Regions from separate parts of the Mus musculus genome. Here region 1 is linked to region 2. A link is a loop called in an ENCODE intact Hi-C map of the cell type or tissue named here. Cell type or tissue: heart. All regions are shown on one strand. Region 1 overlaps Arid1b (AT rich interactive domain 1B (SWI-like)). Region 2 overlaps Arid1b (AT rich interactive domain 1B (SWI-like)).

Region 1 (2,500 bases), 49 kb after region 2:
GTGGTAGTAGCTCTTCTTCACCATCTGTCTGTGCATGTGATGTGTGATGTGGATCAGGGTTAGCACACTGCCACTGCAGAGGACAGCCTTTGGAGACTGGCAGCCGTGGTGGCAGCCATTTTTCCTGGGGACCTTTCGCCAGCCCTCATCGCACATCTTTACCTTTGTGACAAGCAGTTGCTCACCTGGCATCTTGCCATTTTCTTAGCTTTGGGGAAATCAAGTTCATAGACAGTTTGCCTTACACTGTAAAACATTAACAATCAGGCCAGTCCCTGTGTGTAGCTAAGGATAGCAGGCATTGGCACACACTTATTATTTCCCCAGTTAAAGCTGTGGGAGACTGAAAACTCTGTTACCAGCAAGGGGGCCACAGAGTGAGCTCGGGTGTCAGGGCTAGCTCAAGGCCCAGGCAGCCTGCCTCTATGTGAGCTGGCAGCACAAGCAGTCCTCAGGGAAGCCAGCCACCGCAGGGAACTGTTCTGGGGAACTTACTCTTTGAAGTGTTCACCAGGGAGGGACTTGGGGAGAGGGACCATGGTGGTGGTGTATGCAAACAGATTGTCTAACTGCAAAGAGAAGTTGCTCCAAACACTGTAGAACTGTTGCAAGTGCCTTCTGTCTGATCATGCATTCCGAATTAACATGTAATACTTCACAACACTGTGGCAGGGCAGTGGCGTAGCAGATTAGGGGCTTGGCATGCCTGTCTGTCCTGTAATGGAGGGCTTGGGAGTACCTCTGGCCAGCCCTCTGCATTTCCTTCCTCCTTAACTAGCTGGACTCAGTACATCTTCATAATCTCTGGAAATCCTCTCAGATGCTCTACTCCCTTAGAAACCCACTCCTAAACCAGGAGCCTCCCTGCTCCTATCCTCTCAGAGCAGGACCAGGAGGAGGCCTGGTGGTCTTTTCACTTCTGATCACTAAAGATAATCCCTGCCGAGACTCTGCACCTCCTCAGGTTACCTCACTTACCCTTCAGTGTTCACATCCTAAACCTTCATCTCCTAGGCCATGCTGCTATCTAGTTCATGGAGGGGTGAGATGCTGCAGCCCATAGACACAAAGGTTGCTGCTGCCCTCCATAGTGCCTCACAGGAGACCCCACCCTCCCCCATGGCACACATATACCTGCCTTTCCCTTCTCTTCCTCAAGCACTGCTTTCTCTTTCTGTTGCTTCTGTGGGCGTCAGAACACGCTGGCACTCTTCTCACCCGCTATCTTGTCTTTCCTCTATGGCCCATTACCACTTGAATTTACCTCACTAGATAAGACATTTATTTCACTACTTGCTGAAACAGCTCTCTCCGTGTGGTTTTTGTGCCTCTTCTGTTTAAATTGGCAGGTAAAATTGTAAGTATCATCCCGTATAGCAGGATGCTCTGAAAGTATGCAGACATTAGGGGTGACTGAACCCAGCTAATTATGGTGTGCACTGCTCACATGATTTTTGTGGTTGGAATACTTCTAATCCACTTTTAGCAGTTTTCCTTCACAGTCTATTGTTAACCACAGTCACCTTGTGGCACAGTGGGTCCCCTGCATGCATTTTTCCAGTGTCCTTTGCCCAGTACCTCCATCCCAGCCTAGGTTCTGACAAGCAGGAGTGTGTTGTCTGCTCTGTGTGCTTCCTCCCTGGAGTCCACACCAGCCTGGATCAGATGCTCAGAGAGAGGAGGCCCCACCCTTCCCTGCAGATGCCATTCTTTCTGATTGACCTGTCAGAAGCATTTGACTGGGCGAGCATCCTGTCCTGTGGCTTCTTACTTTCATCACTGACCTCCTGGCTCTCCTGGGACCTCTTGGTCACCACTCCCTCTCCACTCTGGTTTCTCTTTCTCTCCCTTCCTCCAAGTGTTGACCTTGGTCTGGCCTCAGCTTCGGAGCCTTTCATGTCCCCACGGTTCTTCACTGTATGTCTTCGGTGTCGTGGTATTGACTATCTAGTGACTGTCAGATGTACCTGTAGATGGGACTCTCCTCCCTGCCTGTCCAGCTCCTGCCCTGGACTGCAAAGAAGATGACTCAAAAGGTTCTGAAGCTAACATAAAACCATGCTCTGGGCCACCACTCCTTCTGCAGATCTTTGCCTTCTGGAACTCCTTCCCCCAAATAAATATTCTCTTTTTCCTGGCAGCTTGACCAGAAACTTCAGAAACAAAAACATTATGTTTGTCTTGTTGTGTGTGCCAACTCTTGACAATTGTGTGAAATTCAGAGACCTAGAGGCCCGCCTGTCCTGCCTGTAGCACTCCAGTGCCGTCTTCCACTTGCCTCTCTGCCTTTCTGCTTTGGTTTTCCCTGAGCTGGGTGCTGCATGGTTTGCACAGACCTGTGTATTAGGGTTTTGGTATTGCATGCACCTCCCCAGTAGGAAATCAGCTTTGTGGGAGGAAGGACTTTGCTTTGTGGTTCTTTTATCTCTAGTCCTGAGGTCAGTGTCTGGCACAAAACAGATAGACAGTAAACATTTTGAATATTGTTGCTATTTTAATT
Region 2 (2,500 bases):
CTGTCTCTGTGTAGATTAGCCAGGAGAAAGTTCGTGGTACTGAGGCAGTGCTTTCAGAGTGATTGCTCCCTCGGGTGTGCAGGGTAGGGCTGGGAGGACAGCCTCTAGGCCAGTGGGTTCTCTGCCCATCCACAGGAGGCCAGGCTAGGGTTGCTGAGTGCCTGTGAGGGGGGCTGCTGTGAGGGATGGTGGGAAGGGACAGTTTTAAGGTGAACTGGGACAAGGGTTAGCAGAGCAGCACCACAGGAAGGCAAGGGCCACAGGCTGGGCCCAGAGGATACTCTCTGTGGTGGGAGTAGACCCTCAGGGCTGCAGCTCTGCCTGCTGCCTGCTGATGCTCTCCCTGATGCTGGAAGCTGCAGGCTCCTTGATTGAAGCCCTGCCTTGCTGGTCTCCACCTACTCCTATTGGAAGATAATCATGTTTTCATAATTGATACTAACAATCTAACAGATATGGCTAGCCTCACTCCTCAGAGAAAGACAGAATGGCATGTATCACAGGCAAAAGGTTTTTTTTTTTTTTTTTTTTTACTAAAGTTTGTGTTTAATGCAATTTTTAGCAATAGAGAACAGAATGGAAAAAGAACCTTCTGATTCATACTTATTAAGCAACCCAGAAAATAAGTTAACTGTAGTAGGGCAATCAGGAATTTTATCTACAGGCACAGCTTCATAGTATCTGTATGTGTGGCCCAGTGCCAAGACCAGTGTGAAACTAAAAACAACAACAGCAAACTGTTAGAGCAATTATAACAAGTCAACTTTGTATCCTTCTGTGTCAGGAATGAAAAATAAAGAGTCCAGCTTCCCCGGCCTGCCGGCCTGCCGGCCAGTATTTAGCATTCCTGCTGCTGTTTACAGAGCTTTGCATATGGTCTTTGAAACCCTGCGTGCTCTTTCAGCGTGAACCATCTACTCACTCTTATCAGCTTTCAAGATGCTGTCTCTCACAGCTCTGCCACTGTTAGAGCAGGTCCGGAATCAAGCAGGGAGCTGGGAAAGAGCTCCGCTGCAGAGCTCGGCTGCAGACCGCCATCCTGGCTGGAGGTTGCTAAGCTTCTGTGTACATTCCTGGTGCCCTCCTGGTGGCCTGATCCTTAGGCCTCCTTAAGTTAAAAATACTGGGTGTGTGTGGTCTTGGCAGCTGGCACGAGGCCAGGCTTTTTATATCCTGCTCTGGCCTGGGAATGGAGCTCAGCAGAGGGGGTGCACAGTGTGGGGAGGCCCTGCTGCCTGGCTGTTCTGGTTTTGTTGTTCTAAGGAAGAGACAGCTGATGCTGGCCCTCCACGCGCATCTTTCTTTTGGTCTGATGTTTGTTAGAGTAGCCATAGAGAGCCAACTTTAGAGTTTAATTTCCTTTCCCCTTTGAAGCCTGTTATACCATCTGTTAGAGAGAAACTTCTATGCCTAACTACTTATACTTTAACTAATTAATTGGGCACTGGGTTCCTGGACATATTTATTAAATGTCAACAACTTGGGACATTTAGTCTTTGTTTTTAGAGTTTTATGTCCAGTAGGATTTTTCTTAAACTATGTCCAGAATATCCTCGGGAGTGTGCACACTGCTTTACATTTTTTGTTATGAATTATTGATTAGATTGTTCTGAAGGTATCCATTTGTTTCTTCCTCCCCACAGCAGCACCTAGGAAGCTGTTTTCTGTCTCCCTCCCTCTTCTGGGTGCTGTTTTACATACTAGCATGCCAGGGCTAAAGGAGGCAAGGCAGACTCATCGCCTGCTTGTGCTATTAGACATCCGTACAGTGAGGAACAGTGCTGTGGAGTCTTCATTGTGAATGCTGTTCAGGCTGTTCCCTGCAGTATGTGGGTCAATGGGTGGCCCAGTTCAAGACCTGGGGCACTTCAGAAGAAGTGAGGTGTCTGCCCCTGGAGAGGTGTCTTCTGGGAGAGGCAAGCATCCATGTGTGTCTTGTGGGGAGGGAGTGGCTAAAGCGCTTATGGCGTATGATTGATAAGCCGATTGTCACAGTCGGGTGGACCCCAAGGAAGGGACAAGCATGTCATTGGCCCTGACAGTGATTGACAAGGGGAGGCAATTCACGTGCTTTCTCAGATGAAGATGCACTAAAGCGTTCTTTTGCACTGTTCTTCCCAAGGCCTCACGGCCACATGCCTTGTGACATTCTTGGGATGTTTTTACACAAAGTGAGGTCCTTTGCAATTTTAAGTATTCTTTACATTTAATTTATGTTTGTGTGTGTCCTGAGTGTGGTGCAGGCATGTCAGTGTGTGGGCACATGGAGGCCTCTGTTGGCCTTGTTGCCTTGAGACAGGGTCTGTCAGCAAACAGGTGCACATTACTTTCTCTAGGCTGCCTGGCCACCAAATCTCTAGGATCTTCCAGTCTCTGCCCCCAGTGCTGGGGTCACAGGTGAGCAGAGCTGTTTCTCACTTTTCTTGTAGATGCTGGGGATTTGAACTTGGGTCTTTATGTTGGCCATAGCAGGTAGTCACCTCCTGGAATTGAAGACTAT

The links. Hi-C counts contacts between places; a loop is a spot of excess contacts. Peaks named below come from ENCODE experiments on the same cell type or tissue, not always from the same donor. Only the 100,000 strongest peaks of a DNase experiment are listed, where the experiment ranks them.
Region 1: a loop joins it to region 2, with 1.9 times the contacts of the local background. A loop is called at or near these places in 1 of 42 quality-filtered maps.

What each region holds. Positions count from the first base shown.
Region 1 is chr17:5,106,541-5,109,040 of GRCm38, forward strand. All of the region lies in intron 3 of Arid1b (AT rich interactive domain 1B (SWI-like)), which reads left to right. Among named protein-coding and RNA genes, the nearest start is that of Arid1b, 110 kb to the left of the region's middle. In heart, no CTCF peak of the experiment used is centred here; no DNase peak of the experiment used is centred here; H3K27ac peaks cover 599 bases.
Region 2 is chr17:5,057,436-5,059,935 of GRCm38, forward strand. The region is part of intron 2 of Arid1b (AT rich interactive domain 1B (SWI-like)); the gene reads left to right. Among named protein-coding and RNA genes, the nearest start is that of Arid1b, 64 kb to the left of the region's middle. In heart, a CTCF peak has its summit at 1,090; a DNase peak (open chromatin) is centred at 1,126; H3K4me3 peaks cover 1,162 bases; H3K27ac peaks cover 736 bases.